Linked DNA regions of Homo sapiens: region 2 is linked to region 1. The links are chromatin loops, found by intact Hi-C in ENCODE. Cell type or tissue: heart left ventricle. All regions are shown on one strand. Each heading gives the region's core, and the rest is flanking DNA. Links, peaks and the distances in the headings are about the cores only.

Region 1 (16,574 bases), core at 3,597-11,596:
CATCAGCAATCATCTAAGTCTGTCCCCTCTCCTGGGTGGGGGGAGTGAGGACTGCAGGGAGCTTATTATGCCAATGGGCTCTCACACCACAGAGAAGGGAACACCCAGAGTGGTGAGTGGTTGTGAAGTACCTTTGGCTTAAATGGCAAAGTCTGTTGTGGGTATTTTCCACTCATGGTCTCTGGTTTCTATCCCTATTGCCTCCTCACTGTCCCTTGACATTCTCAGCTGATCCAGAGAAAAGACTGCATAGTGAAAAAGGGTGCCTGACTGGGTTTTGGGAGACTGGGACCCAGTTGAGGCTGGTGGGCAAGTCAGATCAGTGTCATAAGTCTTGTGTTCCTCGTATGTCCTCTGACGGTGTAGGAGAGGTTGCTCCCCCTTGCTGAAGCCAGTCTTGTGGTTTGGGTACCCTCCACCCACTCTGGGAACCTTGCCTTCTCTTGCATATTCAACGTCTTTTCTTCTCGGCTGCATTTTTTTCCATAGGCTTTTAGGCTTACACAAGTTGTTCCCACTTAAAAGCAATATCCTCACTTGTCTCTCATCCTTGCCAGCAATTTCCCTATCTGTTGCGCAGGCTGGAGTGCAGTGGCACGATCTCAGCTCACTGCAAGCTCTGCCTCCCGGGTTCATGCCATTCTCCTGCCTCAGCCTCCCAACTTGTTGGGACTACAGGTGCACGCCACCATTCCCAGCTAATTTTTTTTTTTTGTATTTTTAGTAGAGACAGGATTTCACCATGTTAGTCAGGATGGTCTCGATCTCCTGACCTTGTGATCCACCAGCTTCGGCCTCCCAAAGTGCTGGGATTACAGGCGTGAGCCACCGTGTCCGGCCTCTGCACCTTCTTTTTTATAGAGAGACTCCTTTAAAATGTTGTCTGAATGTATTGCCTGTGCTCATTCAGCCCATTAGCAGCACAACCTGGCTTCTTCCCAGATAACTCCCACTAAGGTGGCCAATGATCTTCATGTAGCTCAATCCAGTGGACACTTCCATTCTCCCTGTACTTCATTTCTCAGCACTAATTGGCACTGTTGATCATTCCCTGCTTTTCATTTGTCTTCCAATACAACACTTTCTTGGTTATCTGCCTTTGAAGTTGCATTGGTCTTCTAGCCAGCTATTTCTTGGAGCTCTTCAATACCTAGGTCCTCTTCTGTTTTCACTCTACCACCTCTTAGTGAAAGAATGATTAGACTATTTGCTCATTCATTCGATAAATTTTTATTGAGCACCTATTATGTGATAGGCACTTTCCTAGGCACTGATAATTTAACAGTGCAAAAAAAAACCCCCAACAAATTCCCTGCTCCGATGATGCTTTTATTCTAGTGGGAGAAGACAGGGAATACATAAATAAGCAAATAAGTATATAATATATCAGGTGGTGCTAAGTGCTGGGAGGCAAAATAAATCAGGGTGAGAGAATAAGAGGAAAGGTGATGTTATATTTAATGGTCAGAGTCCTAAAAGAAGTGACTGATTTTGTTAACAAGGTAATGTTGGCCTCATAGAGTGATTTAGGAAGTGTTTTCACCTCTGCTATTTTTTGGAAGAGTTTGACAAGGATTCTTTAAATGTTTAGTAGATTTCACCAGTAAAGCCATCTGGTCCTGGACTTTTCTTCATTGGGAGGCTTTTGATTACTATTTCAATATTTATATTTGTTACAGGTCTATTGTGATTTTTGATTCCTTCTTGAGTTAATTGAGGTAATTTGTGTGGTTCTAGAAACTGCTATTACATCTAGGCTATCTAATATGTTGGTGTACAATTGTTTTTAATAACAGTCTTTTGTAATTCTTTTTCTTTCTGTAAGGTCGGTAGTAATGTCCTCACTTTCATTTTCTGAGCTTAGTTATTTGTGTCTTCTCTTTTTTTGGTCAGTGTAGCTAAATGTTGGTCCGTTTTTGAAGACAGTGGCTGAGCATGGAGATACCAAGTGGCAGGGCATTCCTGGCAGGATGACAGATCATCCCAGCAAACATTTACGGAGAACTTCCTGTGTGCCAGGCATTTATTACAGGGGCTTCACCTGGATGTTTCCATAGAGCAGCTACGATGATGATGATTATTCTTACTTTCCAGATGAGGAAACTATGGTACGGAGAGGTGAATGAGCTTGCCCAAGATCCCATCACTATTAGAAGCAAAACCAGTAAGAGTCTGACTCCAGGACCTGGTCTCATCTGTACACTTTGACCTTGCCCAGGTGTGAGTTCAGTGAAAGGAATTATTATGACTAATGTCAAAACAGAGACAATGAAACAAAACCTCATCTCATGTACCTCAATATGGAATTTTTTCTCCTTTAGAAATACATGAGAAATGTGTCATTTCCAGCTTGGAGTAACAAATGGTACAACCATTTTACAACCTAATTTTACTCTCCAGCTGGTTCCAAGATATTAATAACTAGGGCTAGGCCATCCTTGTCACATTTTGGATTTTTAAAAAAATCTCCAGCTATCTTCCAATGTATGCCATTTTGTAAAATATATTTTTCCCTAGTATTTTTTTCCATTTGGAGGAAACAAAAGTATGTTTTAACAGCATACAATCCATATGCTTTTGATTTCCTCGTACTCAAGTCACCAAAATGTCGCTTCATAAGAGCTATTTTATTCCTCTTTAAACTCTCCTGAATATAAATTTTTAACATTTCCTTCCTCTCAACCACCAAGCAGTGTTTTGCTGAGGGAAAGAATATCCAGATAGCATCAAAACTAGATAGTTTTTCAACTGACGTTGGGACTTAAGGGGGCTTGGAAAACATGCTTTCCTGACCAAAGCTAAATTACGGGCTGATTCCGAAGCTCTAAGTACCTAATGGCTCAGGTTAAGGGACTTATGGCCCCAAAGACACCAAAGAGTTTTTAATCACTCTTCCTCCCTGCGTACCCCACAGCAGAGCTGTAAATCTTTTTTACCCTTTATAGGAAAAAAAAAAAAGTGAGTGGGAGAAAGAAATTTCTCTTGTCAGCTTGAGCTTTAAAAAGAAGAAGGAAGTACGGGGTGAATGGATGTTTTTAAGCTCAGGCATATGTTGGATGGGAGGAAATGAGACTGAGGGAGAAGCAAAGTGCTGATGTAGAGGGTCCATATGGCCTCAGAATGACCTGTGAGTCTCACCAGTTCCTATAACAAACGCCACAGATGCCTCATGTGAAGAGCAAGTTTTGTAAGGAAGCTCTGGCATTGAGTGAAGTCAGCAAAATTAGGAGTGGTGCCAAGAAGGATTCTCCTGTATGAGGAGCACTCCTTTTCCTTTCCATCCATCCATCCATCCATCCATCCATCCATCCATCTGCCCCAGAAACACTGGGGAAATCAGGCAGGAAGGATGGGAAAGAAATGGAAATTAAATTCTATTAGTCACTGGCTATGTCATCAAAGGCAATGCTGATTGATTGCTAGTGGCTGCCTGGAGTGCTGTGTTGAGAAGGATTCTGAGGTCTGGTCTGTTTTTTACAGCGAGAAGTAGAGTTGATCAGGGATTCAGCTACAGACAAGATGGTAGGGAGTGCCAGCCGTCACTCTCATGTTGAGAAATATCTCACTGTGCCATGTTCCCAGTCCAGAGCTGGTTAAATGGAGGAGATGAAGGAAGGATTAGCCTGATGCCCATCCAAGGTAGATAAGAGTGAGAAGAGCTGGGCTGGTTTAGGAGGCAATGGTAGGATTTTAGGAATGAGACTTTGGCCTGGTTAGTATCTGTAGCTCTACCAGAAAAAACACTAACCCCTCCAAGCCTCAGGTTTTTCCATGTGTAAAACAGAATAAAAACACTTTCCTTATAGGATTGGGGTGAGGATTAAATGTAAAATAAAGGGTCTGGCTTGTAGTAATGTTTTATAATTTTTTTAGTTTTTTGAGATAGGGTCTTATTCTGTTGCCCAGGCTAGAGTGCAGTGGCATAACCATGGCTCACTGCTGCCTTGACCTCCGGGGCTCAGCTGATCCTCCCACCTCAGCCTCCTGAGTAGCTGGAACTACAAGTGTGCACTATGATGCCTGGATAATTTTTTGTCTTTTTTTGTAGACATAGGATTTCACCTTGTTGCCGAGGCTGGGCTCAAATGATCCGCCTTAGCCTCCTGAAGTGCTGGGATTATAGGCATGAGCCACCACGCTCGGCCTATAAATGCTTTATATTTTTATATAATAAAAATGGCTCTAATTTGGCTTTAGACTTCGGTGGCTATTATCAATTAATCAGTATCTATTTTGTACTTAATAGGTACAAAAGGAAACAGAAATATCTAAAATCTGGGGTGACAGAAAAGAGATACATAGAACAGAAAACCACGTGATCAGGGCCAAGTGGCCCATTTCTACTAGATATCTGGAAGAGGGGAGACACATGAACTGGGTAAACATTTGAGGATGAAGAGTAAAGGGACTTCCCTTTTCTCAGCTCTAAATTTGAAATATTCCTCTCTCTTCCTATGTGGGTTTTTGTGTTCCTCAGAGGAGAGACCTAAATTCTGAGGCGTGGACAAGAGAAGGTCAAATTGCTGCTCACAAACAACGAATCAGGCTGGGTGCCGTGGCTCGCTCCTGTAATCTCAGCTCTTTGGAAGGCCAAGGCGGGAGGATCCCTTGAGGTCAGGAGTTGGAGGCTACAGTGAGCTACAACGGTGTTCCTGCACCCTAGCCTGGATGACAGAGTAAGACCCTGTCTCTAAAATAAATAAAAATAGGCCGGGCGTGGTGGCTCACCCCTGTAATCCCAGCACTTTGGGAGGCCGAGGCGGGCAGATCACGAGGTCAGGAGATCGAGACCATCCTGGCTAACACGGTGAAACCCCGTCTCTACTAAAATAAGTACAAAAAATTAGCCGGGCATGGTGGCCGGTGCCTGCAGTCCCAGCTACTCGGGAGGCTGAGGCAGGAGAATGGTGTGAACCCGGGAGGCGGAGCTCACAGTGAGCCGAGATCGCGCCACTGCACACCAGCCTGGGCGACAGAGCAAGACTCTGTCTCAAAATAAAATAAAATAAATAAATAAATAAATAAAAATAAAAATAAAAACAAAACCAAACCCCAATGAATCAAAGCCTTAGGTCCTTTCTGGATTTACCTGTATTAAAAAAATTGTTTCCTTTGCCTGTTAAGGAGAGCCACTGAGAAGCAGTGTGAGGGGTTCCGTTGCTTCTGCACCTTCCTGACTGCGGTGGGCAGAGTGTCAGGAAACCCTGCAGGCCAGGCCACACCACCAGGAGAAACCAAAACAGAACAAGAAACCGCGTGCAGCAGAACACGGAAAAGTCCTTTGTTGTTTAAAGTTTTTATCTTGCTTGTGGCAAGTCTGACGATTCAGCAACCACCACAGCTGCATTGGGCTGAGAGTTTCCTTGTAGGTCTTTTCTCCAAAGCCGGAACAATAGCAGGGGGTTAGTCCTTCCCTCTGCCCAGCTCACGTTCCAGTTTCTGAAATGGGTTTGGGACAAGCAGAGCTTGGAGCAGCCGCCCTGAGGTTTTTATCAGACTAATTCAAGTGAGAGGAGGCAGAGTAAAACTAGCTGTTTAGGTTCATGGGTGATGCATTTCTGGGCATGAACTTCAGCTCTCTGTATCCTGATGTTGAAATAAGTTGAAAGAGTCAACAGGTTTCCCATTACTTGGTTAATGGGAATTAACCAAGTTCCCATAGTAATGGGGACCCTTAGTATGGTTAATGACAAAGGATCATGAAGATTGAGGTTTCCAGACCTTGCTAGGGATACAGTGAGGATCTCCCAGCCACCATACTTTCTCTCCTGTGAATCCCCCCAATCACTTGTCTCCCTACTGTGTGCTCTGAGCACAGGTGACGGGGACCCTAAACCAGGGAGCAGCAAAAGGAGGGAAAAGGAAAAGCAAGGCGACGTGGCACGCCTGTGGCAATACCTGCCAAGTGACGTGGGGGTGCTACATGTTCTCAGAACACAGCTGCGGCATGGCTGGCAGCTGGCCTGGGTGTGGCTCTTGAGGGGAGCTGCTGGGCTCGGTGCCGCTGGTGTCTGTTGCAACCTCACTTTCCTTATCTGGGAAATGAAGGCATTGGGGGTGGTGGGGGAGTCTGTCTGCTCTGTCCGTCAATCGTTATTACTGAGGCTCACACATTGTTGAAAAAGTCAAAGAATGTTTTAGGAAAACACATTTTGTAGGTATTTGTTCATTCATTCATGGATTGATTTATCCTCTCACTGAAACTTTGTTTTTACACACTGACTCTGTGCTAGGTACTGAGGGTACCAAAACCAATAAGACTGGATTTCCTGTGCTCCTGGGCTCACAGTCTTGTGAGGAAGATAGATACATATGCAGATCATTCCAGAAAAACAATCTGCTTAATAACAGAAGTGTGTGTACTGTGTTCAGCCCTGCCTGGTAGTGTTGAGAAGGCTGACACGAGGGCCAGGTCTTGCAGGAAGAGTAAGGATGCCCAGATGGTGAAAGCATATTTCAGAGGAAAGTCTAGAGCTTGCAGAAAAGAACTTTACCTGAGAGCCATGGTAAGGCTGAAAAAGAGTTTAAGGAGGCAGCAAAAGGCAGAGAAGGAAACATGGATTATCCTGTTCTATATTGGATTATCCTGTTCTATATCCAGGTGAGATTCCAGTTTATCAAGAGAGAAAAAGTCTCCCTTTTTCTTTACACTAAGAAACGCTTGGGTCTTTGCATTGGGATGGCCCAACACTGTTTATATACTACAGAGCAGGCCACTGATGCTTGTTTTTACCAGGCTACGCAGAGGAAGGTATTTCTTGTTGCTATTTCTCGCATAGACCTTTGATAAAGGCTGAAGACTTTATTAAGACTGTTGTGATTCTTACCCTTTATAGAGTCAAAGCCTCCTTCGAAAATGGGAGGAAAATAATAAGCACATAATTTGCGTAAAATTTCAGAGGTTTCCAGAACCATGTTCGCAACCCCCAATGCCCACTCATGCATTACAGGTAAAGACCTTCCACCAGGCTTAGGCTGTGAACCAGGGGACTGGAATAACCCAGCCCAGATATAGAGCTTTATGGCGACCTGGCCTGATGTTGGCATTAAGTTTGGACATTGTTGAGGAAGAAATGTTACTAGGCTGACCTTTCGTGGGCTATGGCCAAGTTTGGGTGAGGGCAGAGTGTTGACAAGTGCCCTTTGCCCTGATTTCCTGTGGCTTGGTGGTCCTGGATCTGGGAAAAGCAGAAGCAGCTTTATAGCTTGGTTTGTTAGTTGCCTGCCAAAGGAGCAGTAACCTGCGATGAGGTTTGTTTGGCACATTTTTTTTTTTTTTTTTGCCATTTATTCACTTGTTATACTCGAGTGTATATGCTGGTTTGTGTACTTTCTTTCGACTGGGGTTGGTGTATCAACTAGAGCAGGAAGGGGTGCGGTGATGACAGAAGTGGACCAAGACCATTCTCAGATGGGGAAGAGTGGAGACAGATGTGTGGGAAATTGACAGGAGCCAGGGGTCAATTTCTTATTGCCAGAGCTTTGAAAGGAAGCGAAATCCTTTTTCAGAGGGCTTTGGCAGGGCTAGTACTAGGGGGAGGCAAGTGAGACCTTTGTCGTGGGTACGAAATGCGAGCGGGTACCCAAAACTCAGTAATCAAGAAAAATAATATTTTAATGCAGTTAAAAAAAATCAAAATGCAAAAAAAAATCATAATAAATAAAGCATTAAAATTTTAAGTAAAGACAGGATGCACTCCTGTACTTGCGAGACTCTGCCTCACTTAATCCTAATCCCCATTCTGGGCTTTCTTTGGAGCCAAGAAATGCATCCCCTCAAAGTCCCAAACTTGTATTTGAACAACACTTGTGAATTGCAGTAAAACTGGTACCTGGGCATTGCTGAGTTAGTTCTTGTAGCTCTCCAGGAAATTTTCCAGGCAGTGGGAGCCCTGCTCAGGTCCAGCCTAACCACCTTTGCCCAAGAAATGTGTGTTGGCAGTGACCCAAATTTTCCACCAGGTGGCACTCTTGCTCCAACCACGTGCCCCTGAAAAGAGGATTCTTAGCTAAGAGTGATTTAAACTAATTGTTAAATTGTGCTTCTTTTTGGAAAGGCTGAAAAAAATCCTGAGCAGGAATTGGGGTAAACAATGATGGGATATAAAGAGTATTTGAGGAGTGTTCTGGAAAACTTGGAGCAAGGTAGGGCCTGATTAGTGGCCGGCCACAGGCTGTGCTGCTCTTCAGCAGGTGAGAAAAGGGAGAATTTTAAACCGCCTTTTGTTCTCAGATGCAATATAAACACATGTGACATGGGAGAGAAATGTGGGATTAATGATTTTCTGTGAAGTATATCCTGGTAACAGCTCAGGCACTTGAGTCAGAAAGACCTGGAATGTTGGTTCCACCACTTCCTAGCTGTGATCTTGGATGAATGACTGGGCTTTGACAAGCCTGAGATTCTGCATCTTTAAATGGGGATGATTGTAGCTGCTCCTCCAGACGGCCATTAGAGGATTAAATAAACGAATGCACATAAGGCTGTTTGCACGGTGCCTGGCACATAGTAAGTGTTCAACAAAGATGAGGTGTTATTATGGACTTTTAGGCAAAGCCTGTCCAGCTAAATTCCTGGGCCTGGCCTCCCTTGGCTGTTGCATTAATTAAGGAGATGACCTCAGGGTGACCCAGAGAAATAACTTGATAATGAACCATGGCTCGAGGAGACTGGACCAGAAGAGTTTCCCACCTGGATAGAGTTTCACAGGTGTGATTTTTGAAACAGGAAATCAGGCTGGGTTCCCGGGCTCCTGAGCAGAACTGTCTCACCCTCTGTGACTTGTACACATCTGACCACCAGGTGACTGATCCCACTTAAACTATGCATTGTTGTGGAAAGTATCAATTTACAAGGATGTGTATTGGAACCTTTCCATGAGTCCAGTCTGTCTCCTTACTGTTCTGAACTCCTGAACTCACAAAGATGCCCCAAATTAACTATCCTTCAATAACAATGAGTTGATAATAGTTCCTGTTTGTTGAGGCTTACTTTATGTCAGTCACTTTAATAAGCACTTTACAGACACAGGTTCCTTCATGTCTCAAAACCACCTGGAGAAGTAAGCAAACCCATTTTACAGACAAACTAAGATTTAAGGAAACTTAGTACCTTAGCAGCTCTCCTTCAGCCAGGAATTGGTATAAACTTAGATCTGTCTGACTTCTAAATCAATCAATCAATTTATCATTGGCCTATCATCTATCCATTTGACAGCTTAAGTACAAACCATTCCAATCTAATTAAAGCAATGTTCCATAGAGACCTCTAGGGTCTAAGAAAATCTTTTTTGGCCTCAATTGAGGCTTCTTTCTTGAAAATATAGGGAGATATTCATGGCTGCACCTTTGCAGATCCATACACACATAGCTCATATATGTGACTCTCTAAGTAGCATGTTCTTACTTGTGGGCACTAGGACCAAGATTATGGTCCATTCTTGTGTCCACTGCACTTCCGGGATTCCCCAGGGAGAGCTCATTTGGGAGGATGGTCTGACAGTGTCATTCTCTGTTCTGCACTGAGCTCCCTTTGCTGGCCTAGGAAAAGCTAGCTGGCCAAAATGGTCTCAGTTTTCAATGGGATGCAGTTGGACAAGAGAGGATGCATCAGACAAGATCAGTTTGACCTTGGCTGCAAGAAGGAGCAGAAGGCAAATGCTATCTTCCCCAGTGAAAAACATCACTAGCCATCCAGGGAGGAAATCTGGTTTTCTCAACTGGAGAAGATAGCTACAGTTCAAAAGTTTAGAGTCTTCTTCGTGAATACAGTTCCTGGCATCAGTTGAGGGATCAGCGTAGATAAGTGGAAGTTCCCACTTATAGCATGTTTGATTTCTTTCCCCCAATGCAGTTTATTACCTCTAAGTTTATCCTGTAGCTCAACTCGGACTAATAAAGTTTTCTCTAGTACAGAAGGTCCATAGAGGATCTACTTTATTAGTTTAAGTGGGTTTTAATTAGTCAATTAGAGAACAGTTTCTTCTCCAGGACTTAAAAACGATTTTGTCAAATTATTTCAATGAAAATATAGTTGGCTTTATTTAGTAACTAAAAAAAGTCACTTCTAGTTTATATTGTTACAAATTAAGGTCAATGAAGTTTATGGATTAAGAGGCAAGAAACAGGCCGGGTGCAGTCGCTCACGCCTGTAATCCCCGCACTTTGGGAGGCCGAGGTGGGCGGATCATCAAGTCAGGAATTCAAAACCAGCCTGACCAACATGGTGAAACTCCGTCTCTACTAAAATGCAAAAAAATTAGCCAGGCATGGTGGCACACGCTTGTAATCCCAGCTACTCAGGAGGCTGAGGCAGGAGAATGGCTTGAACCCAGGAGACGGAGCTTACAGTGAGCTGAGATTGCGCCACTGTATTCCAGCCTGGGTGACAGAGCAAGACTCTGTCTCAAAAAAAAAAAAAAAAAAAGAAAAAGAAAAAAGAAAAGTCAAGAAACAATAATGTGTTTTTCCTTCATACGTAAATATTTTTATTAAAATTAAAATGACCCAAAATAATATAATAACATATAGAATTGAGAGGTGACAACATGCTGGCAGCCCTTGCTCGCTCTAAGCACCTCCTCGGCCTTGGTGCCCACTCTGGCCGCCGTTGAGCCCTTCAGCCCGCTGCTACACTGTGGGAGCCCCTCTCTGGGCCGGCACAGGCCAGAGCCGGCTCCCTCTGCTTGTGGGGAGGTGTGGAGGGAGAGGCGCGGGCGGGAACCAGGGCTGCACGCCGTGTTCACGGGCCAGCATGAGTTCCCGGTGGGCATGGGCTCGGAGGGCCCCGCACTCAGCAGCCCGTCCCGGGCAGTGAGGGGCTTAGCACCAGGGCCAGCAGCTGTGGAGGGTGCGCCGGGTCCCCCAGCAGTGCAGACCAGCCCGTGCTGGTGCTCGAATTCTCGCTGGGCCTCAGCTGCCTTTCCGTGGGGCAGGGCTCGGGGACCTGCAGCCCGCCATGCCTGAGCCTCCCCCCATCCCCCGCCGTGGGGTCCTGCGCGGCCTGAGCCTCCCCAATGAGCTCCGCCCCCTGCTCTGCGGCGCTCGATCCCATCGACCTCCCAAGGGCTGAGGAGTGCAGGCTGGCGCTGCGGGACTGGCGGGCAGCTCCACCTGCCGCCTGGTTCGGGATGCACTAGGTGAAGCCAGCTGGGCTCCTGAGTATAGTGGGGACTTGGAGGACCTTTATGTCTAGCTAAAGGATTGTAAATACACCAGTCAGCACTCTGTGTCTAGCTCAAGGTTTGTAAATGCACCAGTCAGTGCTCTGTGTCTAGCTAATCTAGTGGGGACTTGGAGAACTTTTGTGTCTAGCTCAGGGATTGTAAACGCACCCAGCAGCACCCTGTCAAAACGGACCAGTCAGCTCTCTGTAAAACAGACCAATCGGCTCTCTGTAAAATGGACCAATCAGCAGGATGTGGGTGGGGCCAGATAAGGGAATAAAAGCAGGCGCCCTGGGCGCAGCAGCAACGCGTTGGGGTCCACTTCAGCAGTGTGGGAGGTTTGTTTTTTCAGTCTTTTCATAAATCTTGCTGCTGCTCACTCTTGGGTCTCCACTGCTTTTATGAGATGTAGCACTCACTGCGAAAGTTGGCAGCTTCACTCCTGAGGCCTGTGAAACCACGAACCCACCAGGAGGAACGAACAACTCCAGGCCGCCTTAAGAGCTGTAACACTCACGGGGAAGGTCTGCAGCTTCACTCCTGAAGCCAGCGAGACCATGAATCCACCAGAAGGAAGAAACTCTGAACACGTTCGAACATCAGAAGGAACAAACTCCAGACGCACCACCTTTAAGAACTGTTAACACTCACCGCGAGGGTCCACGGCTTCATTCTTGAAGTTAGTGAGACCAAGAACCCACCAATTCCGGACACAGAATCATTATGATTTCCTTGGAAAATGGATGTGTGGAAAGATATTTACCATGGGCTTTCTTTGGAGCCAATAAATACATCCCCTCAAAGTCCCAAACTTGTATTTGAACAACACTTGTGAATTTCAGTTAAATTAGTACCGGGAAATTGCTGAGTTAGTTCTTGTATCTAGAACTATCTTCAGTAGAATGACTGCACATCCAGATGTAGACAGGCTGGGAGGAAGGGGCCAAATCTTACTCATTTCATTATTCTCGGTCTCCAGCATAGGACTGACATGGGTCTTTGATCAACAGATGTTTACTGGTTAGAATTAAAATCCAGCATGCGGATTCTCATTTATTTGATTCCTTGAGATGAAAAGGGCCAGTCTTCTGACCTTTTAATCCACTGTCAGCACTGGCGCCCCGATCAGAAATTATAGCACAGGAGCCTAAGCTCAGAGCGACTACAAAGGGGTCAGGGCAGAGGGAATTGAAGACACAGATTCTATCCCCGTCTGGACTTTTCATATGGACGAGGGAAGAGGTTCATAGCCTCAGCTGAGCTGCAGGTCAGACAATTGGGGTGGATGCTCTTTTATTGAGCACCTGCTATATAGATCAGGATATTTGCATTCACTCTCCCATTTAATCCTCGCAAGAGGTTGTGAAAACACCGACATCGCTTCTATTATCCCCATTTAGAGATGAGGAAACCAAGTCTTAGCCAAATAACCTGCATAACGGAAGAAGCTGGGATTCAAATCCGGGACTTCAGAATGGAAGAATGATGTCAAATTTCCTCTCAACAGCAGAGATTCATGCAGCCAGTAGGGGAGCTAGGGCTCACCTTAAAATGGCACTAGGTGTTTGCAACTTTTTGAACAAAGGCATTTTTAGGGAACTAGTGGACAAGCGGTTGATTTGGCAGGAAGCCCGCCAGACAGCTAGAAAATGCAACTGGCCTGGGACCGATCAATCAATTTCAGGTTGCAGTATGTTTTTTCCCCTCCAAATCCATCCACTGAAAAGTCCTTGGAGTAGGAGCGGACTTGAAAAGAACTGCCAGGATGGAAAATACTAATTTTTTTTTTTTGGCATTTATTTTAAAAGGGACTTACCTAAAGCTCTCTAGATCCACTAAAGTATTACACAAGAAGATGGGTGAGTCTCAGGCTCTTCAATCAGAAAATTATTTCCATAGGTCAAAAGAGCCAAAGAATTTCTCAACTCTATTTACATTCTCAAAAAGAAAAATTTAGTCTGAGCATGGTGGCTCATGTTTGTAATCTCAGCAGTTTGGGAGGCCGAGGTGGGAGTGTCACTTGAGGCCAGGAATTCAAGACCTGCCTGGACAACATAGTGAGACCTGTCTCCACAAAAAATAAAAATAAAAAAATTAGGCAGTTTTGGTGGTGTGTCCTGTGGTCCCAGCTATTTGGGAGGCTGAGGCAGGAGGAACACTTGAGCCCGAGTGGTCAAAGTTACAGTGAGCTATGATCACACTACTGCACTCCAGCCTCGGCGACAGCAATACCCCATCTCAAAAATATAAAAATGAAAATAAAAGAGAAAGAAAGAAAAAAGAAAAATTTATTTCTAGGTTCAAACCCCATTTCCTTTTACCGACCTTAACTAAATTTCTATTTGTCATCTTTTTAACTGGTTTGTGTGACCCTTTTTAACTGGCTTGTGTGCCATGAATGTCTGATTAAGATGTTTGTTTCCGCCTCTTATACAGTAATCAGGCAAGGAAGCACAATCTCTGGGTCCAAGAGGGGGTTAGGGAGGAGGATTCAGTTAAACAATCATGAAAACAGGGCCCTGTGGTAAGATGGGAGGGGCAGAGTCCTCCCCCTCAAGGGACTTAGTGTCCAGTGGGAGACACACAGGCCACTGTTGTCCGGTACCCATGGGGCATCTCTGGGTTCCTCCAGCAGGGAGCCTGATTAGGATCCATGAGAAGCTTCTCTTTGCACCCAGAATCTCTCCTGTTCAATCCAGCTCCCTGTGGGCTCTTAATTGTAAGGCTTTACTATTCGCCAGGGAGACCTCAGGTTTTTCATTGATTAAAGAGAAAGACTCCTTTGACACTACAAAGAGGAACATTTAAATTGCCAGGTGATTTAATGCAATTATCTCTCCTTGGCCTGACAGGTTGAAATGAGCAAAGGAGTGAAAGGATTCAAGGAACTTAACATAAATCGAACCAGTTATTTTCTCACTAGCAATCAGCAGATTGAGGATGTTCACTGGGGAGACGGATGATGCTTCCTGCAGCAGTGTTAAGTGCATTAAAAAAGAGCAACTCAAGAAAATAATTTCCAATGCTTTCCAATTCTTTTGCCACCTGGAAACTTTCTGTTCATTTATTTTTAAAACTCATTTTTAATCTTTGTGTATTGAACTTCCATTGGGCGCCTTTGAGGGGCCTCACTGCATTAGTTTGCTAGCGCTGATGAAACGAAGTACAGCAAACTGGGTGACTTAACAACAGAAATGTACTGTCTCCATTCTGGAGGCCAGGAGGTCAGAGACCAAGGTAGCAGAGGGGTTGGTTCCTTCTGAGAGTGGTGAAGGAAGGACCTGTTCGGGGCCTTTTTCCTAGCTTCCGATGATTTGCTGCCATCTTTGGCAGTCCTTGGCTTGTAGACACATCACCCTGATCTCTGCCTTCATGTTCACCTGGCATTCTCCCTGTGTGCATGTCTGCATGTGCATATTTCTTCCTTTTTATAAGAACACCACCATTCGTATTGGATTAGAAGCCACCCTACTCCAGTATGATCCCATCTTGAAACGAATTACAGACAGTCCCCCACCTAATGACGGTTCCACTTACAATATTTCTGCTTTATGATTGTATGGAAGTGACATGCATTCGGTTCAGTATTCAATAAATCACGTGAGATATTCAACACATTATTATAAAATAGGTTTTGTGTTAGGTGATTTTGCTCCAGTGTAGACTAATGTAAGTGTTCTGAGAATGTTTAAGGTAGACTAAACTATGGCATCCAGTAGATTAGGTATATTAAATGCATTTTTGACTTAACAGCATTTTCAACCTATGATGGGATTATCAGGTCATAACCTCATTGTAAGTTGAGGAGCATCTGTACATCTGCAATGACCCTATTTCCAAATAAGGTCACCGTCTGAGCTACTGGGGGTTAGGACTTCAACATATGAATGTTAGGGGGATACAGTCCCACCTGTAACACTCCCTGTAGCCCTTCTCTGTCGCTGGCTGAAACCAGCTGGTTGACATGTGGACATCCACCTTCTCGCTTCTGGCATAGGGACTCACAACCCTGGGTACAAAATGGAAATCACCTGGAAGATTTTGAAAGAAATACCCAAGATGCCCAGTGGGATTTTCCCTAGCATGTGCAGGGTCCTCGGTACACATTGTTTGCTGGGGCACTTATCTATAAAAATAAGCTGACTAGAAAATGCATGACAAAATTTATGGGCCCATATGAGGTACAGTGATGCATTGAAGAAAAATTAGAATGGGTAGAAGAGAGTTACTTATGATTTATGTATTGTCCAGTTAGTGCACATAGAGATTCTTCGCGGGGTTTAGACAGAATCTCTTCCTGTTCTTTATCATCAAATGTACCATTCCTGATTAATTTCATATCTCCTACTGTAAGAGAAAGATAGCAACACTGTTATTACAATGCCAGGGCTCTTCAGAACAGTTTGTATTGAAAGAATAGATTTTGTTTCTGCTTTGCCTCAATACTGTTAATTTGAGGGTTGTTTCATTGTTAAGGGTCAACTGTCTCATCTGGTGTGTTCGATGTGATTATCAGCTCTCAATGGTCTGTTAAAGGTGCTTTCCCCTTGGTGAACAGAAAATGCAAGTCTTTCCCAGTATGCAAGAAAGTGTGAAGGATAATTCTTTTTTGGTGATGTGAAACTTACTCTTTAAAGTTTTCTAGCACAAACGTAGGATACTGTTATGGTTTGGCTGTGTCCCCACCCAAATCTCATCTTGAATTGTAGCTCCCGTAATTCCCATGTGTTGTGGGAGGGACCCTGTGGGAGATAATTGAATCATGGGGGCGGGTCTTTCCCATGCTATTCTCATGATAGTGAATAAGTTTCATGAGATCTGATGGTTTTATAAAGGGGAGTTTTCCTGCACAAGCTCTCTTTGCCTGCCGCCATCCATATAAGACTTGACTTGCTCCTCCTTGCCTTCCACCATGATTGTGAGGCCTCTCCAACCACGTGGAACTGCAAGTCCATTAAATCTCTTTCCTTTATAAACTACCCAGTCTCGGGTATGTCTTTATTAGCAGCATGAGAACAGACTAATACAGATACCTTCCAACCATGTTCTGAATCCACCAGGCAGTAATTACTACCTTCCTGAAATGTGGTATATTTCCATAGGGACTGCATTCCTGCCTGCCAGGCAGTGCCACCAGCCTGTAGGGTAGTGGCTTGTGGAAAGAGTGAGAAGAGCAGGCCTCTTCCTGCAACTGTCTACCCTCATCAGGCACGGCCTGAGACCGACAGCGACTGCGGGACATCACTGCATCTGTGGGAGATGAGAGGACAATGACCCGCAGGGTCTGTTTGCCTTTAGGAGCAATGGACTGGACAGCCACCCTGGGAAGACTGTGGAGCCTGCAGCAGGTGTGGGTGGCTGGCCTGGGTGGCCGCAATCAGGCGTGCACAGCTAATGTCGCAGCCCCTA
Region 2 (16,574 bases), core at 5,259-13,258, 600 kb after region 1:
TCAGATGAATAGTCTCTTTAGGTACAGTTTGGATTTGGTTATTATTTAGGTCAAGTATTTGAATACTTTTGGGCAAGCACCTGAAGACAGAATCAGACAATTTATTGTATGACAGATTCATATTGACCACAGTTTCTGGCCATGAGCAATTTTCATCATTTTTATGTTGTAATAGATTTTGACTCAGATCCAAGTGTTCCAAGGGTGTGTTGTTAGCAAAGCAACTTACTAAAGAAAGTGTCTCCAGTTTATTGCCATTCAAAATGAGAGTTTTCAAGTGAGGCAGTTGGATAGTTCTTTTAAACAACTCGTCTGTTAAGATATTATTGGCAAAATTTAAATATTGGAATTTCGTAGGATAATTCGGGAAAAGCATGTGTGGCATTTGTGCATTTGATATTGTCAGGTTTTCTATGTCCATTTTGGTCAAAAGCAAATAGATTTTATCCTGTTGAATGTAAAACACTCTGAAATGTACATGCTCCAATTTTATAGTTCTCATTACAGTATTTGAGTAGTCAAATGAATTGTGGTCAAGATAAGCCTTACCACCAAAAGTCACATTTCGGATCTGAAAGTGTTCCACTGATGTATGCCAAACAAATTGTAAGATAAGGAAAAGGTCGTCCCAGAGTAAATCAACTTTATTAAGCAATAGAACCGATGTCTTAGCATTTTCTAAACTAAGATTTCGTTGCATTTCATAACTTACAAATTGGCTTTTGCCATCTATATTTGTCATTTCTAATATTTTTGAAGTCTTGATTCCATCACGCAAAAGAACCCAGAAATTTGTGTCCATTGGTAAAACAATGTGCAGTTTTGTTGTGTTTAAGATGGGCAGGCTACCTTCTTCATAATGAGGAAGAGTTCTGAATCCTAAGAAGACAGTATTTAGATGCAGATGAGCAATTTTCTGGAAATCTGATTTTTGTATTTTTGCCCCACTCAAACCTAGGATTTCCAGGTGTGACATGTTGCCAGCTTCCTCACAGATAGGCATGGTGTCAAAGTCATTAAAAGAAAGATCTAAATACCTGAGACCTGCCAGTAAATACCAAGTTACACTCTTCAGTCTGTTATTAGACAAATCTAAATATCTTAACTCCTTGTTGAATTCAAAGGTTTTGAGATCCAGCTGTTGAATTCTGTTATGGCATAGAATCAAAACTCTCAGTTTGGAGACAGAATGAAAATCTGAACTCTGGAGTTGAAAAAGGAGGTTATAGGATAAATCCAGTGTCGTTGTGGCTGGGGTCAAGTCTGCGGGAACCTTTCTTAGAGACATGTTGGAGCAGTTGGTCATCAGTTCCCTTTCTTCTGGCAGCTCTGGAGCATCACCCTCTGCTGTCATAACAATACTACAAAATATGTAAATGTTTCTGATGAGTCTCATTGTATTTCCAAGGATTTTACCACTTATTTCCTCATATGAATGATGAAGATGAGCTCAAAACCCTAAAAAAAAGTATATAATATTAGATTTTTATTTGGTTTGTTAAATCCTGTAGGATTTTTATTTGCAAAAAAAATGCCAACATCTGACTACATTCATCAAGAGGTTGGAGTAAGGTTCCAACCTGTATATTGGGTCTTCGACTTGATCTCAGAGCATTGGCTGAGAAGTCTCCAAGCTGGCTACTGTGCCATGTCTCCGTTGTTGAGGTAAGTCAGGATTCTCAGAGAGGAGAAGCATAATGGACCTTTGGTTTAAGAACTGCATTGTCAGGCCAGACTCAATACCCTCTCTCACATCTCCTTTTGATAGCCTGAAGATTTCAAGAAAATTGAAAGTAATTTGTTTTATTACCAGACATTGTGAGCCTTTGACTTGATATCAAGGAGTTACCCCTCAATTTTTGTATTTGTGGATATAGAAAGTCCCTGGAGCCAATATCTGACTTTCAACACTTACCTTACAGATGGAAGTTTCAAAACAGGAAACAAATAGAATTATTCCTGTCCTTCTGCCTCTATATGTCTTCAGGTTGGTGGCAAAAGCAATCTGGATTACTGCCAAATAATAGTATTAATGTTGAAAAACAATTTCCAGGTGTGACATGTTGCCAGCTTCTCCACAGATAGGCATGGTGTTAGTCATTAAAAGAAAGATCTAAATGTCTGAAACCTGCCAGTGAATACCAAGCCACAATCTTCAGTCTGTTGTTAGACAACTATAAATGTCTTAACTTCTTGTTGAATTCAAAGGTCTTGATATTCAGCTGCTGAATTCTGTTATGGCATAGAATCAAAGCTTTCAGGTTAGATTTCAATGTGCCAAGATACATACTAATTGCTTCATGTATATTATCTCATTTATTTATCACCATACTCTGTGAGGGAAGTACTACTACTCCCATTTGATAGATGAGGAAATTGAAGGATATAGAATTCTGAGGACTTTGGGAGATGTGCCAGGCTTCACGTGGTTGGATTAGACGTAGAACAGAGGTAGTTGGAGTACTAAGATTTTACGATATTCATTATTCAAGATATTTATTAAGTACCTATTCTGCCAGAAACTTTTCTAGGCACTGGGGAAGTAGCAGTGAACAGAAGAGATTTCTGTTTCTACATAGCTTATATTCTAGAAAGAAGTTAAGAAAAGAGAGACTGCAAACAAAACAATACGTTTATATGTTATGACTCACAATTCCACATGCCTGGGGAGGCCTCACAATCATGGTGGAAGGCGAATGAGGAGCAAAGTCATGTCTTATGTGGCAGCAGGCAAGAGAGCATGTGCAGGGAACCTCCTCTTTATAAAACCACCAGATCTCATGAGACTTATTCACTATCATGAGAACAGCATGGGAAAGACCCGCCCCCATGATTCAATTACTTCCCACCAGGTCCCTCCCACAACATGTGGGAATTATGGGAGCTACAGTTCAAGATGAGATTTGGGTGGGGACCAATATCAGGCAGTGATATTGTCTTGAAGGAAAAATAACTAAGATAAGGGAAACAGAGAGAGACTGGGGAGTGATTTTCTTTTTTATAGAATGATCAAAAATGGCCTCCCTGATAGTGATCTTCATGCAGAAATCTAAAGGGGCCAAAGAAGCAAGACACTTGTTGTCTGGGGAAAGAGTATTTTGGAGAGAGAGAGAACAGCAAGTACAAATTTAAAGATCCTGATGTGCTTGGAAAATGTGAGGAAGACCTGGAGTGGAGTTAGGGGACGGAATCAGAGAAGAGGTCGGATCTTATAAGAACTTGGCAATTTTCCTCTGACTGAAATAAGAAACCAGCAGAAGATTTAGAGTCCAGGAATGACAGGTTCTGACATACATTTTAAAGATTCCTCTGTTTGAGGCAACCTATAGAATGGGAGAAAATTTTTGCAATCTGTCCATCTGACAAAGGGCTAATACCCAGAATCTATAAAGAACATTAAAAAATTTACAAGAAAAAAACAACCCCATCAAAAAGTGGGTGAAGGATATGAACAGGCACTTCTCAAAAGAAGACATTTATGCAGCCAACAAACATATGAAAAAAAGCTCATGATCACTGGTCATTAGAGAAATGCAAATCAAAACCACAATGAGATACCATCTCATGCCTGTTAGAATGGTGATCATTAAAAAGTCAGGAGACAACAGGTGCTGGAGAGGGTGTAGAGAAATAGGAACGCTTTTACACTGTTGGTGGGGGTGTAAATTAGCTCAACAATTGTGGAAGACAATGTGGCGATTCCTCAAGGATCTAGAACTAGAAATACTATTTGATCCTGCAATGCCATTACTGGGTATCTATCCAAAGGATTATAAATCATTCTACTATAAAGATACATGCACACACGTGTTTATTGCAGCACTATTCACAACAGCAAAGACTTGGAACCAACCCAAATGCCCATCAATGATAGACTGGATAAAGAAAATATGGCACATATACACCATGGAATACTATGCAGCCATAAAAAAGAATGTGTTCATGTCCTTTGCAGGGACATGGATGAATCTGGAAACCATCATTCTCAGCAAACTAATACAAGAACAGAAAACCAAACACCACATGTTCTCACTCATAACTGGGAGTTGAACAATGAGAACACATTGACACACACCGGGGCCTGTCAGGGGGTGGGGGGCTAGGGGAGGAATAGCATTAGGAGAAATACCTAATGTAGATGATGGGCTGATGGGTGCAGCAAACCACCATGGCATGTGTATACCTATGTAACAAACATGCACGTTCCGCACATGTACCCCAGAACTTACAGTATAAAATAAATAAATAAATAAATAAACAAACAAACAAATAAAAAGATTCCTCTGTTTGTTGGGTGGAAATGACTGGGAGCCACAAGGCTGGCAGGGAAGACTCCTTGGGACACTATAGCGTAACTTGTGCCAGAGAGAATGTATCAATGGAAGTGGAGAGAAGTGGTTAGATTCTAATTTCAAATTAGTAAACAATTTAACTCTACGTGTCCCCACACCAGGCTCTCTGAAGGCACCAAGAGCAGGTGATAAGTTAGTGGGGGAGTTTTTCTGCTTCCATTTGTATGTATCTGTTACACATTGACCCTCAACCTCCCTCAGACAGGTCACTCCCATAGACAAGCAGAGGGAGCAAAAGATATGCTCAACAGAAAGAGGATGGGTTAGAGAGAATTCTCTGTGCGTGTCATGTTCCCATCATTCTGAAAGCCTGGATGGGAGGTGAGGGAGGCAGTGGGCACGCCCATCCACAGGAATGCACACAAACATGGCAGGGTAACAAAGGTGGGGCAGAATCAAAACATAAGGCCACTTAGAATGTTACCTCTCTCTCATCTGTATTTCTCTTTCTCTAGAACCTTCCCAAGTCTGGTTTTTTTCTTGAAGTGAAGAAATTCCAGAAAACCTATGGAGAGTAGGGAGTGAGAGGGCCACTCCCAAGTTTTCCATTAGCTGCTGATACTAGTAAAGGAGAGAGAGCATCTTATCTCTTATCTTGGGAACACATATGATCATAGTTTCTTTGTGTGAACTCCCTTACAATGTAAACTTGGAGAATTCCTTTGTAAAAATATTAATTATCCACATTGATCATATAATTTTTATATTTCATAAACTATTGTTTCTGGTAAGTGTTCTCAAATATCTTGGAGAAAAAGCAATCATTTTGGTAAGGTCACCACATTTAGATGATTTCTCAAAACACCAACTTTTAAAAACGTGGTCAAATGACTTAAGATGCCTCCGGCCGTATTTTTCTTTGCTGACATTTCAGTGACTCCCTAGAGTGTAATGTATACTAAAATATTATACTGCATTAATATGTAAATATAACACAGGATAATTATCAGAAAAAACAGGTGAATATTCTATTTAATTAACTTAGTTCCTGCTGGATTTTTGAACTGTTATATATTTAAGAGTAAGTTTTCTACATCTACTTTTAAATATTTCTAATAGAAAATCAGTTTACAACTGTGGCCTGGAAGTGTAATTACTACTCAAATTATTGTGTTCATAGTATCCAATGTATAATGATAAACTTTATATTTTCTTTCAGTTTTCTTAAAACTATACATTAAAATTCAGAATATCTTAATTTCCATGCCACTAGATGCAGAAAATAATTTTCCATGAATTCATGATCTCTTCTGAATGACCTCTTAGTAAATAAACTTTCATTCATTTGCTTGTCACCTGTCCCTTCTCTGTTCATTCCCGTGGTAGCTGTCTGTCTTGTTCACTTCTGTATCCTCAGCATGTAGCATAGTGCTTGACACATGGTGCCTGCTCATTACTGCTTGTTGAATGCACATATGAATGAATGAATCCTTGTATGTATGAATTTCAACGTTTTAATCCTTAGTACAACGTGATGCATAATATGCTCTCATAAATATGTGTTGAATGAATGAATTTATGTTGTGAATTCCTGATACAGTGCAGGGCATGATGGTTGAAGAATGAGTTTGGTAGGCCTGGCGCGGTGGCTCAGGCCTGTAATCCCAGCACTTTGGGAGGCTGAGGCAGGTGGATCACAAAGTAAGGAGATCAAGACCATCCTGGCTAACATGGTGAAACCCTGTCTCTACTAAAAAAATACAAAAAATTAGCTGAGCGTGGTGGCATGTGCCTGTAGTCCCAGCTACTCGGGAGGCTGAGGCAGGATAATCACTTGAACCCAAAAGGTGGAGGTTGCAGTGAGCTGAGATGCCACCACTGCACTCCAGCCTGGGCAACAGAGCAAGACTCAGTTTCAAAAAAAAAAAGAATAAGTTTGGTTTTAGTGATTGATGGATCTGTGTTCAAATCCAATGTTAACCATTCATCCACTCATTAGCTATGTACTCGGACCATTTATTTAATCTCTGAAAGATCTGGTTTTGTCATCTGTAAAATGGAGCTTGTGAAGAGGCATAAGACAATGTATGTAAGTCACTTAGTACCATGCCTAGCATATCACACTTAATAAATGGTGGCAGTTATCAGGTCAAGACTCGGGTGAAGCAAGGAAGGCATAAATGTTAAGGGGGTCCCAAGGAACTCAGTAATCAAGATAATGTTTACATGAAATATTTTTAAAAATGAAAATTAATGCAAAAATCTATGTTGAACAAAATATCGAAATTTTTCATAAAGACAGGATCAGTATTGCTGATTGTTTCTTTTGCCTCAGGCTCTATTATGGCTTGATAGGACCCTGGCAGTTATAATCATTAGGTTGACAAAGGTGCTTTTAATGTTATCCTCTCATAGAGTGCTTAATTTGTAGCAATTGACTTTAAGCTTCTAGGTCTTAGAGCCATGGCCCCTTAAGAATGCAGCAGAATCTAACCCAGTTGCTTTAGCTGGAACTCTGCGCTGAGAAGTCAGAGTTTCTATCTCTTACCCACTTCTTCCCCCTGCCCAATACCACAGTCTTATCTGGGACTACAATGGGAGAGGAACTCTTTTTGAACTTCTCTTAATATAACAATAGTAAAGGTCCTATCTCTCAGGCAATACTTATGCATTATGACATTTTATAAAAACAACTTTTACATAGAGACAGGGTCTCACTATGTTGCCAAGGCTGCTCTTAAACTCCTGGCCTCCAGCAATCTTCCCACCTCAGCCTCCCAAATGGGTGTGATTAGAGGTGTGAGCCACTGTGCTTGGCCTCATTAAAGCAATTTTAAAAGTAGGACATACACTTTTTTTTTTTTTTGAGATGGAGTCTCGCTCTGTTGCCCAGGCTGGAGTAAAGTGGTATGATCTCAGCTCACTGCAAGCTCCACCTCCCAGGTTCAAGCGATTCTCCTGCCGCAGCCTCCTGAGTAGCTGGGATTACAGGCACCTGCCATCACACCCGGCTAATTTTTGTATTTTTAGTAGAGATGGGGTTTCACCATGTTGGTGATGTAGTCTATAAATAGTATATATATGTTAATATCATATCCCTACTACTACGTTAAAAGCAGGTAAAAAACAGAGAATGACCTTCCTTAATACATCTTTAATATCTTATAATTTAAAAGTCCAAGTCAAAAGACATCATCAAATGACAACTAGTGTTTTACCAAAGAATATTTAATCATCTAATTTATCTTTTCCCAATGATATAAAGAAATAGAAAAGAGATTAAGAACCTATTGAATGTTGAATGATCTTTGCAACATAAGAGTAAGAATGACTTCTTTTCAGTATTTCCTACGTGTCTGACATGGAGCTAAGTGTTTTATGTCCATTACCTTGTTTAATCCCTCAATGACTCAACAAAATGGCGGCCATTATTATTCATATTTTACAGATGGAGGAGCTAAAGCCCAGAGGTAAAGTAACTTGCCCAAGATGACCAACTGAAGAAGCAGAGATTTGAACCCAGACCTGTCTGGTTCCTTCTGGATGGTAACTAAACCCAAATGCAAGGCACCTCAAACCTTGAAATGAGGTGGCTTAAGATGTAACGACATCCTAAGGACCGAATCACTGAGGTTGAATCCATTGATCTGACCAGCTGCCATGGCGGCCACTTCCTCCTTTCTCACCCCATGCCCCTGTCTATGAAGCTTCATGCAGCTGCTGTGGGACACTCTGCTAGGTGCCACAAAGTTCAAGAGACTTTGCCTACATGTATAAATATATTCTTAGGAAAGTTATAAGTTCACAAGAATTGAAATAAAACTCGAAGTGCATCCTATTCCTAATTAATAGCTCAGTGTAGGTGGTCTGGGAGAAAGCTTATCAAGAAACCAAATGCTCACAGGTTGTTAACCATCCTCTTCTTTACAGCAACCACATATGGCCCTCTTTGTCCACTTCTGAAGGAAACGGAATAAGAACTGCATTGTACAAGATCCATCAGATCTGCCCCTACTTTTAAACAGGTAACACAAATGCAGAACTTTTCAACGGGGTAAAGGAGCAACAAATATGCCTTAAATAGCCAAAGGTTTCATCCAGCAGAGGTTAACATACGCTGTGGGGAAATAAGAGCTAGAAAAAACTTGCCACAGTGCATAGGACCGTTCAATCTGAATAGAAGAGCTGACCAGGTTTGATCCGCAATCAGTGAAAAGAAACCCACGCTCTCAAGCATCTGCAAGAAATTCCTCAGATCAATAGCCCCAAGGTCACTAATCATTAATCTAGACAAAATAGTAAATACTAAAAATCTAAATAACCCTACTTCCCTCCCCTCAATATTAGCTCAAATTATCTCCTTTTTAGAAAATACCCATGCAGCCCTTATATCTTTTTAATGAGAGTTACAACAAACAAAGCTAAGGTTCTTACCCCACGGCTTGCACTCTCTCAGCAGAGCTGCAGGTGCGTGGATGATTCGTTGACACGGTCAGAATTGGCTGCAGGAGGGAATTGAATCGAGGTTTTCTGTAAAGCTTAAACCCCATCCGCCCTCTTCTGCATGCTACTGGTATTGCATGTTATATATATTCATTATAATCTTAGCACTTTTTTAAATTGTGGTCAAATACACATAACATAGGAGTTATCATGCTCACCATCTTTCTATTTTTATTTTTATTTTTATTTTTTTTGAGGTAGGGTCTCACTTTGTCACCCAGGCTGGAGTGCAGTGGTGTGATCACTGCTCACTGCAGCCTTGACCTCTTGCGCTAAAGCCCGCAAGAGGCTGGGCTTCTCAGTCCCGCAAATGTCTGGGACTACAGGCGCTCACCAACTGGCCTGGCTAAGTTTTTTGTATTTTTTGTAGAGACGGGGTTTCGCCAGTTGCCCAGGCTGGTCTTGAACTCCTGAGCTCAAGTGATCTGCCTGTCTCGGCCTCCCAAAGTGCTAGGATTACGGTGTGAGCCACCGCGCCTGACCTTAAGCATTTTTAAATGTACAATTTAGTGGCATTAATTAAGTACATTCACACTGTTGTGCAACCACCACCACTGCCCATCTCCAAAGATTTTTCGTCATCCCAAACTGAAATTCTATGCCATTAAAAAATAATTTCCCATTTTCCCCTTCCCTCAGACCCTGGAAACTATAATTCTACTTTCTGTCTGTGTGAATTTGACTACTCTAGGTACCTCATGTCCGTGGAGTTATACCATATTTGGTTTTTTGTGACTGGCTTATTTCATTGAGCATAATGTCTTTAAGGTTCATCCATATCATTTCTATTATTATTACATAGAATAATAGAATCTTTCCTTCCTTTTTTAAGGCTGAATACTATTTTGTTGTATGTACGTCCCACATTTTGTTCATTCATTCATCCATCAATGGACATTTGGGTAGTTTTCACCTTTTGGCTCTTGTGAATAATGCTGCTGTGAACGTGGTGCACAAATATCTATTTAAGTTGGTACTTAACATTCTTTTGAGTCTATACCTAGAAGTGGAATTCACGGATCGTATGACCATTCTGTTTAATTTTTTGCAGAACTACCATACTGGTTTTCCACAGCATCTTAGAGCTCTTTGATGATGCTTTTCTTCAAGGTGCAGGTCGGTTATCCCTTTCATCAGTTGGGTGGGGCAGTCATGTGATGATGGGCAGGAGTAGGAATGGTGACTCCATAATTTCAGCAATCAGGCAGGAAGAGGGTGGAAAGGAGTTATCTAGAGCAGTGGTCCCCAACCCCTGGGCCACAGACAGGTACCAGTTCATGGCCTGTTAGGAACCGAGCCACACAGCAGGAGGTGAGTGGTGGGTAAGCAAATGAAGCTTCATCTGTATTTACAGTCGCTCCCCATCGCTTGCATTACCACCTGAGCTCCACACCCTGTCATATCAGTGGCAGCATTAGATTCTCATAGGAGCTTGGACCCTACTGTGAGCTGCATATGGGAGGGATCTAGGTTGCGTGCTCCTTATGAGAATCTAATGTCTGATGATCTGTCACTGCTTCCCATCATGTCAGATGGGACCATCTAGTTGCAGGAAAACAGGCTCAGGGCTTCCACTGATTCTACATTATGGTGAGTTGTATAATTATTTCATTATATATTACAATGTCATAATAATAGAAATAAAGTGCACAATAAATGTAATGTGCTTGAATCATCCCGAAACCATCTCTCCTCCATCTCCAAACCCGGTCTGTGGAAAAACTGTCTTCCATGAAATTGGTCCTGGTGCCAAAAAGATTGGAGACCTCTGACCTAGAGGCCTTTTCTTGAAGTGAAGTGGTAAAATAAGCATGGTATTTTTTAAAATGTAGATCGCAAAGTACGGATCAATTTTTAAAGCAACATTTTTGAGGTTTTTTTCATACTTGACTTAAGATTTAGGTGACTGCTGGAGATCACGAGTAAAGAAGAAAATTTCCAGATGGATTTGTCTACAGGAGGAATGATCAATTTAAACATGAATGATTATAATAGATTTATGTCTTATAAAATTGGGGAGTGGGTGGGTTCTTAAAATACATTTTTTAACTATCATATTGGGGTTTTTAAATTTAAAATGTAGTCCATGTATTTCCACATATATTGTAGGGGGAAATCACACAAAATATAAATAACTGTAAAAAGAAAAACAACAGCAAAACAAAACCAGCTCTGCTCCTCACCTAAACATATACAAACATGTCTATATTACACAAACGTAGGAAGACAGGAACACCCGTCAGGAACGTTGGAGAGGGGATTCCCAGCTTGTTGGATGAACTAAGCTCTAAAATCTTTTTCATTTCAGAAATTCTCAAATTACTATGATCAGCACACTCACACTGTATATTGCCCTCTCAAGGAAAAATAATCACTTGGGGTTTTTGTTGTCCAAAGACATATTCTTCCTTTCCCCAGAGACCAACATGTTTAAATACTTTATTGTCAGAAAACGGAGAAGTTTTCTTTAAGTGTTTTTACATTTGTTTACCAAAAACAAGTTGAGCCAAGTAGAGTTGTTGCTTGTGTCATCTAATCATCATCATTAAGCTTGCATTTACTTCCTAAGTGCAGATAGTATTGCACACAAGATATTGGCTAATCACCACCACAAACTACATAGAACATATACTTTATTCCCATTCGCCAGATGGAAAAACTGGTTGAGAGAGAACAAAAAACTTGCACAAGGTCATCATCCAATAGGGGAGGGAGCCAAGATTCAAAACTAAGTAAGTCTGGTTCCAAAGCCCACAATTTTTTCACGACTCCAGATGCCCAAGAGGTTATGTAATACTCTCTCTGCCTTCACCTGAGATTTCTAAAACGTTTAAATCTTTATTCACAACTAGCAACCAAGAATAGTATGCTCAGAACCATATGTGCTGATAACTTTAAGATGTAATATTTTTATTCCTTTTTAAAAAACTTCCCCCTGCCCCTACACACATGCATGCACGCAGGCACGCGCACACACACGCACGCACACACACAAACACACAAACACACATTTCCCTCCTATGTCTTCCTCTGATACCAGACGTGGGCCAGCTGTGATTCTGCCTTCATATATGTTGCAATGAACAGAGAACCTTGGGTTACCACAAGGGGATGGAGGTTTATTTTAAAGACACTAGAGGCTGTAAGGAAACACAGCAGCACAGCCAGGCCCTCTAGAGACCTGGAGCAGTGGCTTCTGGGGACTCCCAGAGCAGCCGTGGTGGTCAGGCTGTCTGGTTGGGCTGCTCTCCACTTTAGCTATGACTTGACTTCTCTTTGACTCTTCCTCAATCTGCTTCTCTTTCTATTCCCCACTTCTCTTTATTGCTGCCTTTGCTTCTATATGTGTCTTCCTACAGCCTTTTCCCAGGCTCATGGCTTACAGTCAAGGGCTGAGGCCCGCTCTGAGAATACTTCCCCCAAGAAGGGAAATCTGATCAGATCTTTGCCTCACTATGCAAGATGGAGCGTCTCTATTGGGCAGAGGATTCATGACCACCTTACAGGCGGCTAGCTTATTTTATTTTTATTATTATTTTGAGATAGAGTCTTGCTCTGCTGCCCAGGCTGGAGTGCAGTGGCATGATCTCAGCTCACTGCAACCTCCTCCTCCTGGGTTCAAGTGATTCTCCTGCCTCAGCCTCCCAAATAGCTGGGATCACAGGCATGTGCCACCATGCTCGACTAAGTTTTGTATTTTTAGTAGAGATGGGGTTTGCCATCTTGGCCAGGCTGGTCTTGAACTCCTGACCTCAGGTGACCCACTCACCTCGGCCTCCCAAAGTGCTGGGATTACAGGTATGAGCCACCGCACCCAGTCTATTTTTATAGTTCTTGCCTTTAAGAGGGCCTTGGTCCCTGATCCAGGCAGGTAGGAAAGTTACATGACCTAGAGCTGCTCACGGGTAGAAGAAAGGGCCTGGGCTTGCATTCTCCCTAAGAGCACTGCGGGTGGTTCAGGGTCTAGTGTGGAGCACGTGTTAGCTGGGGAAAGCTCCTTTACTTTAATTACTGGTATCAGTAAGTGAAAATAGTAACAACTTTTTTTTTTTCTGAATCCTATTTCTGAAAAATAAATGAAAAGTAATAAAATTCTCACATGGTTAGAAAATTTAAATCATTTGTCATTCATTTACTACATTTGAGTATAAGGAGAACATTTTAGTTCAAACAAATAAAATGATCCTGGCCGGGCACAGCGGCTCATGCCTGTAATCCCAGCACTTTGGGAGGCCGAGGTGGGTGGATCACCTGAGGTCAGGAGTTTGAGACCAGCCTGGCCAACATGGTGAAACCCTGTCTCTACTGAAAATACAAAAAATTAGCCAGGCATGGTGGCATGCACCTGTAATCCCAGCTACTTGGGAAGCTGAGGCAGCAGAATTGCTTGAAGCTGGGAGGCGGAGGTTGCAGTGAACCAAGATCGCGCCACTGCACTCCAGCCTGGGCAACATGAGCAAAGCCCGTCTCAAAAAAAAAAAAAGAAAAAAGAAAAAGAATAAAATAAAATGATCCTAGATACGTGCTAGGAACCTGAAAGACTTTGGAGAGATTTGGTAACCACATTAAAAAGACAAAAAGAGGTGAAATTAATTTTAATAATATATTTTATATAATTCACCACATTAAAATATTATTTCGCAAGTACTCAATATAAAAAATTACTAGCAAGATATTTGACATTCTTTTTTTATATAATGTCTTTGAAATTTGGTGTGTGTTTTACACTTACAGCACATTTCAATTCAGGTTTGTCACTTTTCAAGCATTCCATAGCCACATACGGCTAGTGGCTACCATATTACACAAACAGGACTAGAGCCTTAGGTTAATAAATGACAGTCCTACAATGAGCCAACAAACTTGAACTCTAATGCACCCACGAAACTTTCCCTAATGATACCAAATATTGACATTTCTCATCTCTCATTTTCCCATGTGCTACCCCTGACTCCCGCTCCCACTTCCCCTCTCAACTGACCCTGCTCACTCTGGGAATGGTCCTGTTGTAAGAGCCATCACTTAGAACCCACGTCCTCAGAAATTATCCCAAAGGCTTTAGGGGCAGAGAAGGAATATGTGTATCTATTAGAAGTGACATGGGGAAGAAAAGGAGGACAAATAAATATGAAAGAAAAATTAAAGAGGAAAGAGAGAAATGGAAGAGAAAAGCACTGGGAGGAGAGGATCAAAAGGGAAAAGCAAAAAAGAGAAAGAACAAGGGAAACACAAATAGAGAAAATTAGGATGGAAGGCAAAGAACAAGAGAGAAATGGAGAGAAAAGGAAGGGAGAAAATAAAATACAAGGCTAAACAAGGGAGCGGTAAAGAGAAAAGAGTACAGACAAAAAGAGGAAAGCCTGGATTTCTCATCCTGGTCTAGGTATTATTATAACTTTATTAATTAGTTGCTTAGCATTGCTCTTAGGCAGAATTCCAAGACTTAATCATATAACAAATATCCAAAAAGACATGTCAGCTTGAGGAATTCCCCTGGATTTCCTTGTTTGCATCCAAGCCACATGCCATTGTTGCTTGCACTGAATATGAACAATTATACACTGAATCATGCTTACTAAGATATATTTCAATACGTCCAGGGCTCTGCTAGAGCCAGCTTATACCAGCTCATAAGAGCCAATTTTTAATTTTCAAGAATTTTGTGAGCCAGTTGTTAAAAATAATCATTATTAAAAATGAAATCATATATACCTGCATTTAAATAAACTATATTTAGGGCCAAGTGCAGTGACTCGTGTGTAATCCCAGTACTTTGGGAGGCCAAGGCAGGAGGATCCTTTGAAGCCAGGAGTTCAAGGCCAGCCTGGGCAACATAGCAAGACCCCGTCTCTACAAAAAAATTTTTAAATGAGCCAGGTGTAGTGGCATGCCCATATTCCTAGCTACTCGGGAGGCTGAGGCAAGAGGATCTCTGGAGCTGAGGAGTTTGATGTTACAGTGAGCTATGATTGTGCCACTGCACTCCAGCACAAGTGGCACAGCAAGACTCTATCTCTAAAATAAATAAATAAATAAATAAAGCTATATTTAAAACAAAAGTAGTAAATACTCAGAACTCATCACTTCCTAATTATTTGACTGTATATTTACCATCATTATGTTCTGGGAGTTATTTTTGTCTACTGTATCTGTTATGGTGGAAACACTTTACAATGAATGGTATACTGCACTTTTCTTTCCAACTCCACCTTCAGCGATGTCATGTTGGTACCTTGAAATCAACCATGGTAGGAGTATTTACACCATAAAATTGGCAAACACTATAAATTAGGACTTTAGTTATTGTTTTGTTAATTTTCTAGACTTACAAAAGTAATGAAGAAAATGTTAATAATTTGTCAAAGCATTTTGTTTTTCTGCGAATCTGTTGTTAAACATTTACCAGCACACTACAGCAGCTGGTATCATTTATATCTGATTTAAAAAGAAAGCATTTATCTAACTCAATGGTTTACTTTTTTTTTCTTTTTCTTTTCTTTTTTTTTTGTTGAGCTGGAGTCTAGCTCTGCCGCTCAGGCTAGAGTGCAACGATGTGATCGCCTTCCAGGTTCAAGTGATTCTCATGTTTCAGCCTCCCAAGTAGCTGAGATTACAGGCACGCACAACCATGCCCGGCTAATTTTTGTATTTTTAGTAGAGCCGGGGTTTCACCATGTTACCCAGGTTGGTCTTGAACTCTTGACCTCGGGTGATCCACCTGCCTCGGCCTCCCAAAGTGCTGGGAATACAGGCATGAGCCACTGCATCAGGCCTCAATGGTTTACTTTTTAAAAGAGCAATATTTTGGCAGAGATTTATATATGAACTCTTACTTTTGGTTAAATTGATGTTCAGTGTTTACATTATTATGATCTATGTAATGTTGGGCCTCACTAAAAGCTACATTATACACTATGATTACAGTCTATGATTATGCTTTTTGGTTTTCTTGTAGTTAATAATTGCCTTGTATTTTATTTTGTTAGTTTTCAATGCTTCTATGATAATTTTCCTCACATTCCCAAATAGCTCTCAAGTCAAAAAATGTAATATAATGAAATCTATCAAATAAACAATCACCTCTCTCAAATTACTGTCTGTCATTTTGCTCCAGCATGCATTGGATTTCTGCAGAGCTGACATCCTCTGACTTTGAGTTGTTGCTATCCTGGAAAGCTGTTGCTCCTCTCTGCTGTATTAGATCTCTCGTTTCTTGGGATGCACAGCATCTCCTTTCTTGGTTTTTATCTGTTATAGTGGAATTCATCATCCAGTAGTTTCCCGAAAGAATGCATTGATGGTTAATTTGGAGGGAGAACTTACATGTCATGCCTCATATTTGATTGACTGTTTGGCTGGATATAAAGTTATATGTTGCAAATGATTTTTCTATACAATTTTGAAGGTATTGTTCTGTAAGTTCTAGCTTCTAGCATTGTACTGAGAGATGCATGGTTATTCTGATTTCTGATTCTTTGTATGTAACCTGGTTTCTTTTTTCTTTCTCTCTCTCTGGAAGCTTTTACTATTGTTGTTCCTGATGGTCTAAAATTTCAAGAGAAAGTGCCTTGGTTTGGGTCTTTGAACTGTTCGTTTTGCTGGGTACTTTTAGGAGATTCATGTCCTTCAGTGGGATTTCTCCGTCTTATTATTATTATTTTTTTTGATAATGTCTTCACCTCATCTCTTTTTCTGATTCTGGAACACCTATTAGATGGATGTGGACTTCTCAGAGTTAGGCTTTTACTTATTTTTTCTCTTGCAAAATAAGTCATTTTG

Evidence for each region. A loop is a pair of places that touch in the nucleus more often than their neighbours do. Peaks named below come from ENCODE experiments on the same cell type or tissue, not always from the same donor. Only the 100,000 strongest peaks of a DNase experiment are listed, where the experiment ranks them.
Region 2: a loop joins it to region 1, with 8 times the contacts of the local background. A loop is called at or near these places in 25 of 110 quality-filtered maps.

What each region holds. Positions count from the first base shown.
Region 1 is chr4:38,171,876-38,188,449 of GRCh38, forward strand. No RefSeq gene overlaps it. Among named protein-coding and RNA genes, the nearest start is that of LINC02513, 190 kb to the right of the region's middle. RefSeq lists enhancers at 5,689-5,958, 7,689-7,858, 8,159-8,218, 15,340-15,509. In heart left ventricle, for the core only: a CTCF peak has its summit at 7,956 (motif pointing right); DNase peaks (open chromatin) are centred at 5,216, 5,976, 7,946, 11,013 and 1 weaker place; H3K27ac peaks cover 1,270 bases.
Region 2 is chr4:38,774,195-38,790,768 of GRCh38, forward strand. It overlaps TLR10 (toll like receptor 10), which reads right to left and starts at 8,796. Exons shown (of 4, transcript NM_030956.4): 1 at 8,727-8,796; 2 at 1,916-2,232; 3 at 1,581-1,769; 4 at 1-1,458. The coding sequence starts at 1,396. It also overlaps a transcript of TLR1 not described here. RefSeq lists enhancers at 4,571-4,740, 7,676-7,885, 7,948-8,117, 13,775-13,944 and a cis regulatory region at 13,860. In heart left ventricle, for the core only: a CTCF peak has its summit at 8,871; no DNase peak of the experiment used is centred there.